Regions from separate parts of the Mus musculus genome. Here region 1 is linked to region 2. The links are chromatin loops, found by intact Hi-C in ENCODE. Cell type or tissue: heart. All regions are shown on one strand.

The links. A loop is a pair of places that touch in the nucleus more often than their neighbours do. Peaks named below come from ENCODE experiments on the same cell type or tissue, not always from the same donor. Only the 100,000 strongest peaks of a DNase experiment are listed, where the experiment ranks them.
Region 1: it touches region 2 in a loop (8-fold over the local background); 2 of 42 quality-filtered maps call a loop at or near these places.

The regions. Positions count from the first base shown.
Region 1 is chr13:98,313,566-98,321,565 of GRCm38, reverse strand. It overlaps Btf3 (basic transcription factor 3), which reads left to right and starts at 4,599. Exons shown (of 6, transcript NM_145455.3): 1 at 4,599-4,941; 2 at 5,268-5,336; 3 at 7,814-7,927. The coding sequence starts at 4,816. It overlaps Gm9828 (predicted gene 9828), which reads right to left and starts at 4,450. Exons shown (of 4, transcript NR_137279.1): 1 at 3,957-4,450; 2 at 2,421-2,492; 3 at 108-363. In heart, CTCF peaks have their summits at 4,332 and 4,535; a DNase peak (open chromatin) is centred at 4,565; H3K4me3 peaks cover 3,041 bases; H3K27ac peaks cover 1,772 bases.
Region 2 is chr13:98,585,927-98,593,926 of GRCm38, reverse strand. No RefSeq gene overlaps it. Among named protein-coding and RNA genes, the nearest start is that of Gm41033, 15 kb to the right of the region's middle. In heart, CTCF peaks have their summits at 4,597, 4,800 (motif pointing right) and 6,234 (motif pointing right); a DNase peak (open chromatin) is centred at 4,796; H3K4me3 peaks cover 2,719 bases; H3K27ac peaks cover 1,367 bases; H3K27me3 peaks cover 1,339 bases.

The DNA.
Region 1 (8,000 bases), 270 kb after region 2:
AACTAAGGCCTCTCAGCCAGCAAAGTATAACACTGTAGAAGACAAAGCAAATTCTGTCATGGATTGATGGGAGAATGGTAAGTGGTACTGTCCATCCCCCCACCCACCTTGGTTTCTGGACAGGTTAGGTATCCTGAAGGACTGTCGATGGATAGAACAGAGCCAAGGTTTCATGAAGGAAGCAGATCCTGCTGTTCTTGCCTGTGAGGTCCTGAGGAGGATGTGTAAAACTGACCACTCGCCGACTACAGGAGACTCCGTCGAATGCTCCTGAATTCCTCCAACAGCCGTCCTCCTGGCTGCAGATATTTCTGTCTCTCCAGAAGAAATCTGCAAGAGTCTTGTTGATGACTTAGGTGTGAGCTGGAAGAGAAGGTGTTGCTGTGTGAAAATGGGCCCCAAATGACTTATTTCCTTGCATACTTGATTTCAATGGACAATTTGTACACATCTGTCCCCCACAATTAGCAAGCAGGACTGCTGGGTAGGGGCTGATAGTATATTGGCGGCGAGGAAGCTCACCCCCGCTCCATCATAAGCAAGCATCAAATGCCCATCCAGTAGACACGTTTTCCCTGTCTAGAGTCAGAGGTCAGGCCACTGGACCAGCCAGTACTTGCAGTGCTGCCATGAAGTCTGGGCTCATTTTCTTTGAATGCATTTTACGATACTGTACAGTGAGATCTATCTTACAAGGCCCTGTGGGGGCCGGGCAGTGGTGGCACACGCCTTTAATCCCAGCACTTGGGAGGCAGAGGCAGGCTGATTTCTGAGTTGGAGGCCAGCCTGGTCTACAGAGTGAGTTCCAGGTCAGCCAGGGCTACACAAAGAATCACTGTCTCGAAGAAATGAACAAACAAACAAACAAACAAACAAACAAACAAGGCCTTGTGGGTTCCACCCATGGAAAAATATATTTCTTCTCTGGACTTTAAGTCTAAGTAGGAAGGAGAACTAGGAAGAGGAAAGAACATACCATCCATCCAGGCCATGGACTGACTGTTCCTCTGTATCAGGCCAAGATGTGTGTCTCCTCAGGAATGCCCAGGTACCCCCAGGTTTCTTTTCTCTATGGGTACATACTATGTATGTGGGCTAAAGCACTCCTGTTGTATGAAGGTGTGTCTCTGTATATTCTATTGTTAATACCCTCCGAGAGCTAAATACGGGCAGGATTTTGGTATTGTTACTTTATGGCCCATCACTGTTCTCAGTATTTTGTTAAATATTGTTCTTCCTCATCTGCCTAAGGTAATCTAGAATTGTATCTGACTGGCTGTAATAAAGATCTGACAGCTAGGGCTGGAGAGATGGCTCAGTGGTTAAGAGCAATGACTGCTCTTCCAGAGGTCCTGAGTTCAAGTCCCAGCAACCACATGGTGGCTCACTACCATCTGTCATGAGATCTGATGCCTTCTTCTGGTCTGTCCAAAGCTAGTGACCATGTACTCACATACATGAAATAAAGAAATCTAAAAAAAAAATCTGACAGCCAATAGCTGGGTAGGAAGTGTAAGGCAGAACTTCCCAGCAGAGAGAGAGAGAGAGAGAGAGAGAGAGAGAGAGAGAGAGGAGGGAGATTCACTAGAGGCAGGGGTCAGTGGGTTGACCAGAGTGAAGCAGAGGTAGAGCCAATCCAGTCAGGTTTAGAGGAGTTGGGAGACTGCCCAGCAAAAGGCCTAAGCTTTAACATACTAATTTTTTTTTAGTATTTTAAAATTTAACTTTTAAAATATTGAAAAGCCTACGTGCCATTATTTATATCACTGGTGGGTCCAAGATGGTCCTACTATACACTACCTGTCAACAAATGGAGAATTTGGAGAGAGGAAAAAAAACAAACAAAAACAAGAAAAAAACAATATTTCTGTGGCAAAAAGGTGAAAGAGATGTAAAAAGCAAGATTTTCCGAGACTTGGCAAGCTAACGTATAGATATCCACGTGGGAGAGACAGATACTGGAAGGAGAACACAAAGAAGTTTAATGGATGGTATGCCCATTGTGGTTCTCTGACAACTAGCACAGGAACCTGCCTGAGAGATGCCTCAGGAGAAATGCCCTTGTCACATCACCTTATGACCTCAGCTCAATCTGTGGGACCCATAGTGAAAGTAATTCAATTCCCAATAATTGTCTTCTGTCCTTTACACACACACACACACACACATGCACACACGCACATTCATCTTCAGTCATTTCTCAAAACTTCTTGTGGGTCATAATTCCCCTTAAGAATTAAGCCTGAGCTGGGCAGTGGTAGCACATGCCTTTAATCCCAGCACTCAGGAGGCAGAGGCAGGTGGATTTCTGAGTTCGAGGCCAGCCTGGTCTACAGAGTGAGTTCCAGGACAGCCAGGCTATACAGAGAAACCCTGTCTCAAAAAAAAGAAGAAGAAGCAACCTGATGTCAAGTAAATACCTGGTTCTTGCTGAAGCCAATTCAAGTTCCAGTCAGAGATGAAAATGACCATATATTTTGTTTAGACATGTCCTATGAATCAAGGAGAGCAATCATGTTTTTTTTTTTTCTCGAATTCTGTTGACAATGCTAAGTAAGCAGCTCTTGCATTGTTCTATATGAGCAGTAAAGGGTGGGAGGCAAGCCTTTACACTTGCTGTAGACAGCCGGAGCAAGTGGGAAATGGTAGTCCTGAAGACAGACCGCAAATGGTAACTTCTAGAGGAAAAGTAAAACAATAACAAAGTCCTTCGATTGTTTTTTAAAAGGCTGGTATATAAATATTAGCAAAATCTGAAGTCCTGGTGCAGCAAGGGTCAAAATAAACATCGTCTTCCTTACAGTTTGGTGATTTTCAAAATCATACAAGTCTTCTATACCATGACAGAATAGGGGAAAAGAAACTAAGTCATATTTCTTGAATATAGGCCTAAAAGATGAGACAGGTATCAGTTACATATTGTAGAGTTTTATGTAAAAATTCAGAAAATATCATGATTAGGAAGTTTCACATACTTTCAGTGTAATATGAAGAGTAAAATATTCTACAGATAAACATTTCTTTAAAAAGAACTAGTTAGCCGGGCGTGGTGGTGCATGCCTTTAATCCCAGCACTTGGGAGGCAGAGGCAGGGGGATTTCTGAGTTCGAGGCCAGCCTGGTCTAAAGAGTGAGTTCCAGGACAGCCAGGGCTATACAGAGAAACCCTGTCTGGAAAAACAACAACAAAAAAAAAAAAAAAAAAAAAACAAAAACAAAAAGAACTAGTTTTACCTTTTATCCATCATATGTAACACAGTCATGTTTTATATATTTTCTGTAGCACTGAATTCTGTTGCCTCATCTCAGTTATTTGGAGAATGGTTAGGTACTTCATAGGGTAGACAACAAGCATGGTTTTCTGAGACAAACTTACTTGTTCGGATAAAAGAAACATTGTTGTTGTTTCAAGAAAAAGAACTTGTTACAATTTTCTACATAGCAACGTAGTTGTCTCTCCCGATTTTTTAAATGACTCATCGCTGTTGCAAGAAACTCTTGTGTAAAAAGGTTTCCAAGGGGAAAAAAAATTGATTTTAGCTAGAGTATTCATTTCGGCAACTTTTCTGGATAAATTGTATTCTCTAAAAATTCTAACACAACTTTCTCTTTGGAATATTCAAAAACATTTCGTAGCTAAGATTGGAAAAAGGCTTAAGCACACAGAATTTTCACTTAACCTCTTTTTCTTTTTCGTTTTTTAATCTTCATATAGGGATTTTCTAAGGTTATCTTAAAATTTGTCTGGGAATGGTGCTAGACGACTATAATCCCAGCATTGGACAGAGGGGCTCTGAGGCCGGAGAATAGCTGTGTGCTTCAGACTAGCCAGGATTACTTATCGAGACACTTTTTAAAACAACCATCAAATTATGCAACAACAACAAAAAACAAAAACAAAAAAACAAAAAAACGACAACCACAATTCGTGCTGGAGTTCGGCAAACTTTAACTCACAGCCACGTTTTTACCCCCAAGCACGCAGGCTCAAATTCATCTTGGAAGAATTCAAGGTAAAGTTTGCTCCATCGTGAATGCTTCATGGTCGAATCCATGACGATTCGAGATCAGGGAGTCGATGGTAGAGGTGTAGAAGGGTTAAGAGGTTACAAATCTTGTTACCCTGTTTCAACCTTGAATAAACCGAATTGCTGAAGGGTGGAGATCTGGAAAGCATTCCGAACATGCTTTCTAGACATTCTGAGTCGCGATTTCTACATCACCCAAGTCACTTAATTTTGGAAAGCAACATTAGCCTGGCTGATTTCGATAGTTTTTTATTTACACCCGGCATTGAGCAGACACTGCAGCCTACTGGACAAAGCTGGACGCCCTACGGGGTGGCCACAGGGCAGACTGATTTAACCACAGCTCTACAGGGAGCCTCACTGTCCGATCTATCCGCGGCCTTTCCCAGGACCGCGGACGGCGACCGCGGGTCCCAGCTCTCCGGTGCTGCTCCCGGCCCGCCGCTGGACGAAAGGAAAGAAACAGCCGCGGACCGGCCCCCGGCTGCGCATGCGCGGCGACGCCAACTCCGCTTCCTGAATTCTGGAGGAAGTGGCGTCGCGTTACTTCCGGCCTCCCTCTAGCTGCCATCTTGCGTCCCCGCGTGTGTGCGCCTTCTCTCAGCTGGTCTGCCCGAGACCCCCTGAGCGTGAACCTTAGTTCCCCGCGCGGCGCCATTTCCACTCCGACAAGGTACAGAAAAAAGGCCGTGGACGCCGGCGTGGGAGGAGACCGGGAGTTGGGGGTGGGGCGGGCGTTTCCCGGCAGGAGCGAGGCAGGGAGGGGACGGACGGAGCTGAGGAAAGCGATGCGACGGACGGGCGCTCCCACCCAGGCGGACTCTCGGGGGCGAGGGCGAGCCAGGGGCGGCTGGCCCGGGGCCGAAGCGACGCCCTCTCTCCCTCTCGGCGGAAGCCGAGGACGGGAGTCTCAGGTACCGCGAGGCCTGCGGAGAGTGGCCGGGCCGGGCAGGCCGTGGCGAGGCCTCGGCCCAGGCCGGGCAGGGCGGCGGGGAGCGGGGGATGCTCGGTCGCCGTGGGGCTGAGCCCGAGGCCGGGCCGGGCCGGGCGGGGGAGGGGCGAGGGGCCCTGTGCGCCCCGGCGAGCCTGGAGGGGTGAATTGGGGATCCAGGCCTCAGCCCGAGGGGGACGACGTTCTCCTGCGAGTGTAGCGGGAAATAACGAGCGTGGAATGCTGGAGGGGGGGCCCGGCCGTTCTTGTTCTTGGCTGAGGATTTTTTTTTTTCCTCTCTCTTTGTAGATGAAAGAAACAATCATGAACCAGGAGAAACTCGCCAAACTGCAGGCACAAGTGCGCATTGGTGGGAAAGTAAGTTTCTTTTTTTTTTTTCCTCCTTTCTTTTTCTCTCCTCTCTCTCTTCCAAAGTTCCGTTTGCATTTCTCACGTTGTTGGGTTTTTTGTTTTTTGTTTTTTTTGTTGTTGTTGTTGTTGTTTTTGGTTTGGTTGGTTGGTTTTTTGGGTTTTTTTTGTCACTTTGCTTGGCAGGGGACATTTCGCAAAGCTAGCAAATCCAAGGGAAATGAGACCAATACTAAGAGACAAGGAGGAGATAGATAGATAGATAGATAGTAGGGGTGAGGTCGGTCATCGAGTAGAGAAGAAAATAGCACTTAAAAACGGTGCCTTGCTTGCAAGAGGTTCAGGATTATGGCGCATATAAACAAATGTTACTGGATTTTATGAATGGGGGGGAAAGTATGTTCTCTGCCAAATCTTTGTGTACCGTGTACCCTTGACTTGTACAATGTTGGGGGTGGTTATTTTGTTACCTTTGAGTTGTCCTGAGATCCAACACATGTTTTGGTACATGCTAGAGGACCTCTCAACTCCCAAACTGCATTCCCACCCCATTTTTTTTAAAAGTAAGTTAACTGAAAGTATTGGCTTTTCCTGTTCTACTTAATGATTAGGTAATTTTATTATTATTATTATTATTATGAAGATCTTCTGCTCTTCTGCATTGCTTTCTGAACTAAATGCTCAACAGACTAATTGTCTTTTTTAGGGTATTTGAGGATACCTTCCTATTTAAATTCGTGAACAGTGTTAGGTTGGGAAATCCTACCTTAGCACATGTCTTTTGTTCCTCAACCTTTGTAATTATGCTACAGTGAGAGAATGCAAATGTGTTGGCAGGTTGGTTTCTCCAAGTGGATTCTGCTCTGAAAGAATTGAACTTGGTGTTGGTGCTGGGTCCACTCCAGATGAAGAGCTCCTTAGTTTCAAGTATCGAGTTAGCACATTCCTGGTGTTTAACAGGTTGAAGCATGGAGTCTCCGAGAAACCTGTGGAGCTTCCATAGTACAAGTTTATTACCTATTAAATTGTTCTAACTTTAACTTTTACTGAAGGTAAATCTTCAGTAGTCTTCTGAGAGATAAGGAAATGTGGAACGTAACATAACATAAGTTAGGAGAGTTGGCACCAGCAGTAAGCATCCTGTTTGCCTTTGCTGGCAATTGTAGTCTTCAGTTTGCACTCAGGACATTAACCTTAGATGCTTCTCGACCTTTTAATTTTAAGGCAGAAGCCTTCAGGTGCTAGGAAAAAGCTGGGCTTGTTTTCTTTCTTTTTAGTTTCTGGAGTGATGTGCTTGTGTGCAAGGTTGTTCCTCTTTAATTACTGGGTTTTATGTTTTAGCATCATCAATACATGGAAAATGAAAGCCTTCCAAGTCAGTCTCATAGGGATACTTTGTATCTAGTCTTTGTTAAGCTAAGACAATGTTTCCAGTTATAATATGGGAACATTTTTTCTGTACCTTTTAAGAAACTTTACTTATAGAATGAGTGAATGTAGCCTTAGAGAAAAGTAGTGTAAGATTCACATGCTGTTAGGTGAATATTATTCAAGACCCTTTTCAGTGTCTAATGGAAAAACTGACAATCTTTTAAGTTCTACATTTGTGAAATGTGTGAGATCTATAAGTGGTAGTCTGTATTTTATAATCTAAAATTTTCCTGGTTCTTATTGTTGTAAAAGTTTGTTTATAGTCTACATAAAGTTGGAAGTAACATAGCATGTCATGCATTTAGTGCAGAGTTGAGGAAAGACAGATTGGACGATGACTTGATAGGATTTTAAAATATGACTAACAATAAAATCTAGAAAAAATGGAGATGTTTGTGAAGTCCTTTTGTTGAGTGATTGAGAAGAGCCCTTTTCGAGGGGAGAAGAAATTTGCTGGGGAGGGGGGTGAGCAATGCAGGGAAGAGGGAGAGAGTTGAGAAAGGTCTAGTTGACTTACGAGAGCTCTGTGGGTTAAGAACTTTCTACTCTTGGCTATAATAGATATTTGTATACAGATTCATGAGTTGTTTGTATACTGTCTCATCTGTGAATATTAAGCTATTGATTTTTCTTTGAAAACAAGAGGTAAAGATGAGGCTTAGCTTAGGTTGAAACATGGCCTAAAAAGACTTAAAATGTCAGGGCTTGTGAAAGACTTTTTTGCACGTGGCAAACTGGTGCTTATGAAGAATTCCTATGTCATTCCTTACTTCCATCTTAGCCTGTCTTTTGAACTTCTTAGTTTGTGGGTTTGATAACTACCGTTAGTCTTTATTATGTATTTGTTTTTACTTGAAACCAGGTCTCAGTTGTTTTGCTCTGGTTTGCCTAGAACTCAGTAAGGTTAGCCAGGCTGACTTCATATTCAGAGATCCATCAGAGTGTGCCACCTTGTTACATCTGATTAACTGTCTTATACGGAAGCAAAGGTCTGAAAAGAATTGGAGAAGATCTGCTGCTGTGTCAATGTGTCGTTTCCCCTCTTGCTCCCATAGGGAACTGCTCGTAGGAAGAAGAAGGTGGTTCACAGAACGGCCACAGCAGACGATAAGAAACTGCAGTTCTCCTTAAAGAAGTTAGGGGTGAACAACATCTCTGGTATTGAAGAGGTACGTGCCAAAACGTGGTGTGACTGCAAAGTTTAATGGTCATGTATTAAGTAATTGTCGTGGCTCTGCTGTT
Region 2 (8,000 bases):
CTGTCTGTCTGTTTGTCTCTCTCTCACACACACACATGCACACCCCCCCCGCCCCCACATATCTATCACTGTCATGCACATGAACACACATGCAGACACTCTCACATTCTACAGTGTAACTCACATATACCATCAACACACATGCCTTTCTCAAACATACTCTCATGCATGCACTCAAGGAGAACTACACACACACACACATAAAACACACACACACACACACACACACACACACACACACACACACACACACACACACCCATCCCCAGCTCTCACCTCGGATCCCAGGGTGCCTTCAGATCTGACCAAGTAATTATGTCTACGGGCTTCTGTTTTGCGGTTCCCTATTAAGACGCCTGGGCAGTTCGGAGTTTTCACATTTCCAAACCTCTGACTCTGCTCAACCACATGAGCTCTGCTCAGAGGGGCACTGGAGAACTGGGACTATTCTCCAGCACCATGGCTACCAGGTCTGTGCATCTATTCACGGACCTGGTACCCACCCCCCGGGGAGACTGAACAGGACTGGAAGCCCAGGCTTTACCAGGCTTCATTGGCTGGGGTGGACCCTGGCCATTGACAGATAGTTCCGTGGTGGTTGCATGGGGGCAAGGCTGAAGGTCACTGAATCAGAGCAAAGGGTCCATCCATGAGGTCCTTCCCTGGACTTCCTTTCCCTCTGAAGAGGCACTTTCATGAAGTGACGCTAGGCCCTCTGCCGTGTCACAGCGAATGGAACTTTCCCCATCCTGGCCTTTGAAGGGGAGGATAAGTCCACACACAGACCTGTGCATGAAGTGAGCAGAAGTTCAACGTGCCAGCAATTTCCCATGATGCCACTGGCCTAAAAACTTTCAACGGAAGCCTTATTTGCAGCCTAATGTGGTTTTAGAAACAGCAGTAGGCAGGCTGCTTCCATAGAGGAACCCCCCAAGGAAGACGAGGGAGCCTTCTGACTAGGAGTGAACTGGGTAACTAGGAGTTCCTACAGGTGGCCTGGGGTGCTTGCTGGATGTGTGAGCTAATCTCTGAGAAAGGAGAAAGAAGAGCATCGTTGGGATTTGCTGAGAAGGCACGTGTGTCTGAGGGTGCAGCTTCAAGGACATCAGTTAACCATGTTAAGCCCCAGCTTCATCCTCCATATGAAGTTCCTCCCAGCAGGTCCTCAAACAGACCTTAGTGACGAGACGGCAGATGGTAACTCTTCCCCTAAGGGAATAGCTGGGGACACGGTTTCATTCTTCATGTTGTATCGGTGTCCCCTTCAAAACAAGAACGGTATTCTTTTATCAAGCCGTGCTAACAAGCTAACCGGCGCCGTGATGTCTTACTATTAAAAAGCAGCTACCAACTTCAGTGGCTTAAAATAATGCAGATTTATTAGCATACAGTACCGGAGGTCAGAAGTCTGAAATGGGTCTCACTGGATTCAAATCAAGATGTTGGCAAGGCTTCCTCTGCGGAGCCTCTCAGGGAGAATCCATCTTTTTGACTTTTCCAGCTTCTAGAGGCTCCCTGCATTCCTTGGCCCACGGCCTCTCCCTTCATCAGAACTAGCAATTTGGCATCTTCAAATTTTTCTGTCTGTCACTCTCCTGCCTTCCTCCTGTACTTACAAAGCCCCTTGTGACTACATGGGGTCCACACAGATCATTCAGGAAAATGTCCCCATCTCAAGTCATAGACACCTCTGCAAGCCTTCTTTGCCAGGAAAGGTAGCAGCCACCACTCTATTATTAGCATGTGGACCTGCCCGGGGAGGCCTACTTTATCTGAGAGTATAGTGAAGTTAAAGGTTTCACTCTTCCAACTTTTGCTGCCAACTGTGGACGCTCACTGCTGCTTGCCCAGTAACAGATGTCGATAGAGGGCGAAAGAAAATATTCAACAAATAAACTTCACCAGGAGATTCACAGACTGCCAGTTGGGGAGTTTGGTCATTTCCCTCACAGAGACAGGAAGGTGTGAACCTGTTTACTTCTGGCTGTGATTTTATAGCTCCTGACACACCAAGGTTGTAGTTTTCGCTTGTAAAATCATGCCTAACACATTTGAGAGGTCTGATGGTCTCCGTGGCAACCTGCGGAGATGACTAATTTTGCAGGTAGTTTAATCTTTGGGGAGTCTACCGCCTGGGGATTAGAACCTGACTGAGGCTAGTCCTCCTCCGAGACAAGAGCAAGCAGGAAGAGAAGACTACCACGCACGTCAGTTCGGAATATGTGACTTTTTTTTGTACTTTTCCAACCAGTCAAGAACTCATATGTGGAGTTTGGACTGGAAACTGGAACTCAGTGGGAGGTCTGTGCGAGTGGAGGATGGGGTGTTCCAGGCTTTCACAACACAAAACAGGTGGTTTCAGCAGTGTTTTGGTGTGGAGGCAGAGGAGGGAAGAAGGGAGGGGTAAATACAGAGGGGGGAGGGGCTTCTGGGAGGATGGGACCCAACCTCCCAGATCTGCTCTGAACTATACAGAGTAAGAGATGAGACTGTGAACCTTCCTGGGTGTTGCTGGGGACAGCATAGGACTGTCCAGAGGCCCAGGTAGGAACCCAGAAGCTGGTCTGGCAAAGGCTTTTCTGTACGGGAAAACCAAAGTATAGCTCAGAGTCCTTAGAATGAGAGACATAAAGAAATGGAAGTCTAGCCAAGCAGGAACTTCCCCCAAAGAAGACTCGAGAGCCCAGTGGTAAATCTTTCCTCTTTCCGAGCTGTGATGTGGAGTCCAGCTACAGGCAGGACCAGCCCAGCCTGTGACAGGCTTTAATTATTTTAGCGTAAGAAATGTGTGCTTTGTAAACATACCAGATGTCTTTCTTTTGTTTATTTTAATTTTTTGTTTGTTTTATTTTTGTTGTCACGGATGTTGTTGTTTTAGTAGAACTTTAAGGATGGGGGGGGGGGGACAGGGTCCTTACCCTTGTTTGGGAAGGTCCAGCTGGAGAATCAGAGAATCTTTTTCCAGCTCAAGACCCTGGGGAGGTAAATCATGAAAGTGTGATAAATCAGGACCCCAGAAGTGGCTGCTCTGGGATTCCCTGGGGGGCTCTTAGTAACCTCCTCAACACATTGCATGGATGGGGGAGGCAATGGGATTGTGGAGGATAGAAAGGAAAGCACCAGGGGCTGGAGAGGTGGCTCAGCGGTTAAGAGCACTGGCTGCTCTTCCAGAGGTCCTGAGTTCAATTCCCAGCAACCACATGGTGGCTCAGGACCATCTGTAATGAGATCTGATGCCCTCTTCTGGTGTGTCTGAAGACAGCTACAGTGTACTCATAAAGAAATAATTCTAAAAACGGAAAGAAAGAAAGAGAGAGAGAGAGAGAGAGAGAGAGAGAGAGAGAGAGAGAGAGAGAGAGAGAGAGAGAGAGAGAAGCATCCCCTGTTAGGCATCAAAATGAACAAGTGATCAGAGCCCCACCTTTTCTCACAAGCCCAACAACCTCCTTACAGAGCTTCCTGGACAACAGGAAGTTGTTCATGGCTCGTCCACCCAATGCTGTTGCTGATCATTCCCTCTTTTCCACGAAGAGCACAACACATCTAAGCCTGCAGTCTTTGCAGCAGAACTGCCTGGCATCAATTAGCACCAACTTCTGGCGAATGGCAATCCTTAAACAAGCATGGAGATGTTCGCAGTGTGAGTATTTAACACGATCTATAAATGAGCACCCATGACTTGGCCCCACAAGGCAACCAGACTCAGGCAAATTGTGACCCTGTGACCCAGGGATAAGCCCGTGACCAGAATCAAGTCCAAGGGTCCAACTCCCCTCATCTTCATCAAGCTTTTCAGCCAACCACACAAAAACAGATTTCCCAGGGCTGACAACAGACGGATTAAGCCCAACTGCTCTTGTTCTAAGATGTCTTCAAAAACAAACAAACAAACAAACAAACAAACAAACAAACCAACCAAAGCCCACAACTTCCCTGTTCACAGTGGGGGAGAAGCTGTGGGTGTGGAAGCAGAGGGGGTGGGTAATTTATTCAGGAGCTGGGAAGCTGAGAAACAGATTTGAAGACAAATAACTTCAAAGCCCTCAAGAGAACGTCCATAAAACATAAGCCAGCCAGCCAGCCAGCGAGTGAGTCAAGCCCACTTGGAGTTTCTAGGGAGGAACGTTTACCAGCACCACGAATAATTTTTCATCTGTCACGAGATCCTGAACCAGCAGAAACCTGGATGACCACAGGGAAATGAGTCTCCATCTGCTCTTGGTTTCCCAAGCCATATTCGTCAGGGGCGCAGCAAAAGTCAGGAAGCCTACCCTCTTCAAGCACATTCGATTTTCACCTTGTTTGACAAACGGAGGATAGTATATTTTTTTGGCAGCTGAAATCCAGAAAGGCCACGCACCCACACTCGACCAGATGCGGAAGTCCTTTATAGGCAGTAACCTGAAACACATTCTTGTGCCTGGCCCTGCCAAAGGGCAGCCAGGCTGGTTCACCTGGGACGAAACTATGCCCTTGTCCATCTCCTAACTCCATACTGTAGATCCGCTGTCCTTCCACCGTAATCACGTGACTGCCCAGAAAGCCAGCCAGGTCCTTGGTCAACTGCCTTAGATGGCCAGCTCTGGAGGACCTTTCTCCTGTCAGAGCCCACAGGGTCTCCGTACCTCGGCGTCACCCAATCGACAGTTTTTCTGCTCGGTGCCCCCCCGGCCCCTGCCCCCCCTGCACTAACTCAAGTGTCTCCCATCGGGTCTGCGGCGGCGGCAGCGCTGGTCCTAAGTGACCGAGAGACCCACGCGGTTTTCCCTGAATGGCCACGAGGGGGCAGGAAAGAGGCTCGAGGCCGCAGGTCAACCCAGCTCCTGGTGGCGCAGAGGCGCGGAGCAGGGACAGAGCTGGCAGCCAGGAGGCGGCGGGGGCCCCCAGGAGTCCCGGGAGGACAGTGAAGAGACGCAGCTGGGTCCGCACCGACGCCGCCGCTCTGCGACTGGTCCGAATCCCTGGGTTCTGCTGGCGCGGCGACTCGAAACCGGGAGTCCTGCAAGTGGTCGCCAGGGAGCTCCTGGCTCTCTGAGCCGGGAGGTCCCTTCATCCCTCACACGGACATTTCATCCTGGGAAGAAAGGTGTCCATTTCTTCCCGCCTTCCCTTCTGCCTCTGAAACCTCCCTGCCCCGAAACTGGAGACCACTGTTACCCTTCCACCCGCCACCCCAACCCCACTATATATTTGCATACGCGGAGTGCAGAGTTGCTGAAATTAGCCCATTAGACTTTTGTGACTCAGGAGCCAGCTTTTGATATATGATTCACATTGGCTCCCTCAGCTACCAGTTTCCACAGGTTTCTGTCACCTCGCCCCAAGAAGATACCGTTCAACCGGTTCTCCTCTCTTTGCCAAGCTTTGTCCCTTTTTCTTCTCCCGGATTCGAATGCGTTCTGAATCCTTGGAACTGGAGCTAAACAATGGTTCTGGCTCAGCAGGGTCAACATAGATTTAAAAACAGACTGATCAAAGTTCAGTGGGATATTTGTGTGCTTTTGAGCGGACATTTAATTCTTTGATTAAAAATATTTTCCAGTTTTCTCTTTTAAGGAAAAAGAAAACTCTTGGCTTTAAAAATATTTGCAGTGCTTTGTTTCCTTGGTGATAATTATTTTGGAATATCTAATAAGATATATAAAAATGATAATGTAAAATTTTATTGTTTTTTTCAAAACAGACCTGGCTCAAAGAGACTAGGGAACTATTCTGATGCTAATAAGCAATCGAGTAAGAATATGATTTTAAAAGCCTTAACAGCAAAACCAAAGAAAGCCTGCTTTCCTCCTCTGGGCCTAGCTATCTGATGTTGTGTCTCAGTGGAAGGGAGCAGGTGGGCCCCTCCCAGAGCTCGGCTTGTCTGGGGCTACAGCCCCCCGCCCCCCCCCCCAGCCGGCCTCGGCTTCAGGCTCCACTCTCTCCCACCCCTTCCAGGAGGAAGCTAGTCCAACCTGACAGAGAGCAATGATCTCAGTGTACCAGCATGCAAACGAGGGACAGCGAGGCTCCTTCATGACACTGTGGCCCAGGGCTCCTAATATCTGCGCCAGTGGTTTGCTCCTTTTATGTCAGGATCTTCGGTTACTCAGTGTCTAGTTCTCCAGCAGGGCAGTGGCCCAGGCGGTCGGATTTTCCACTCGCTCTTCTGCTGGCTTTCTACCTCCACCCCTTGGAAATTCGGGCGATTTGCTTGCATCTCCAGCAGAGGGTAGGCAGGAGAAAGAAAAAAAGCTGCGGTTCTGAGTTGACTGTTCCAGGGTTGGTGGGAAAAGAGCCGCGCTGTTGGCTAAAATGAGATTTGGGGATTATCAGTGGATTTAATCTGGTCTCACATTTACCATCTCTGCAAATAATTAGAGATTACTAGTCACATTCAGAAGTTGCATTAACCTCAAAGAATTCACAGAAAATCTAAATAGGCTTAAATCCCATCCCGGGATCCAGAATGTGAAGTGCAAGCTACCGTTCCAGATAATTAACATTTTAGGCTCTCCCCTCCCACGGGGGCGGAGCTACAACGACACCTAGGTGTGTGAATAGACTTGAAATACAGTATGAAGGAGAGAATAGCCCAATAGGAAGAGGACCAGCCGTGCAACACTGCTTCCTTCTCTAGTCTCCAAGAGACTATTCTGATTCGGGAGGTGTTGAGAAGAGCTTTGTTTTTAGCATGTGTTGGAGGCCACCAGGCAGCGGTTGATTCGCAGGGCAATACCCACTCTGCTCCTGAAGATCATACTGGACATAGAGGCCTCCTGTGGGGACAGGGAAGGGGATTACAGAGAACTTTAGTCCAGAGCCCTGGTGAGAGAGCACCCTTACATTGGCAGTCAAGTGAGAATGCTGTTGGTCCTACAAAGTTCGTGAGAACTGAATGTGCTGGTGTCGCTGTGGTGGTTAACGTTTTCGGAGACGTTTCATAACCGTTCTTTGCTTGATCTCCATGGTAACTATGAGGTAGGAGAGGAGCTCTGACGAGGAAAGACCCAAAAACTAAGAATAGAGCAGAATTGGAATCTCAGCCTTCACCTGGCATCCGATTTTATAATACTCTAGCTTCTTATTTGGCTACATTTTCATCCTTGCTGTATGTGTTTTTTTTTGTTTTTTGTTTTTTTAAATGGCCACTACACTAAAATGAACTCACTTCTATTTGCTTAATTACATCGATTCTACTCCCGAGACAGACATCAGGGCTACATAAACATTGTCTCTCCTTTGGAATGCAAGCCCACTCCTTCGCTTCTTCCCACTGACTGCGTTTCTCCACCTTCATAATCAGCAGAGCAGCTCCTAAGTGACTGATGACATGCCATCCAGAAGCCACTTCATTCCCCAGGGCTTCCTTTCTGTGCCTGGAATTTGAGTGGGGACTGGGATTCTCCAAAGAAAATGAGCAAGCTCACCCAAGAATCCCCAGGCTCCAATAAAATGTTTAGTGTGTAATAACTTCAAATTGTTATATCCATTCATATTTTTAGAAAGATTTTAAAAAATACTCTGACATACCTCACAAGCTGATAGTCTGATCCATGCTCAAAAAAAAAAAAATCAGAACCAATCAACACCATTCATACAGTTGTGGTAGAGACCTCCAAAAGTGTTTCCTTCAACCTCTGCCAGCCTGGAGGTGGGGGTAAGGAATGGTAATATTATTATATAAATATCTGCACTGAGTTCTTGGAGAGAATTGCATGATGACCATATATGGTAAAAGGTACATCCCCACCCCCACTCCCCCAAGATGCTGCTATTGGAATATGTTAAAATGCATATGTCTCCGTTCTGTTCCCGAGAAGCTGGTGTGCAGATGTGAGGGGCCGGGCTTGTGGAAGCGCTGCTGTCTACAGCTTACATGTTGTCTACCAGGCCCCCAGAATGTTTTTTAAAAGGCACTGTGCAGAATGAGGCCCGGACCTTCTTTGACGTAATTGTCTTTCTTTGGAGAGACATCTTGAAGGAAAAGATGAAGATTTGAAAAGGGGATTAATCTCCTC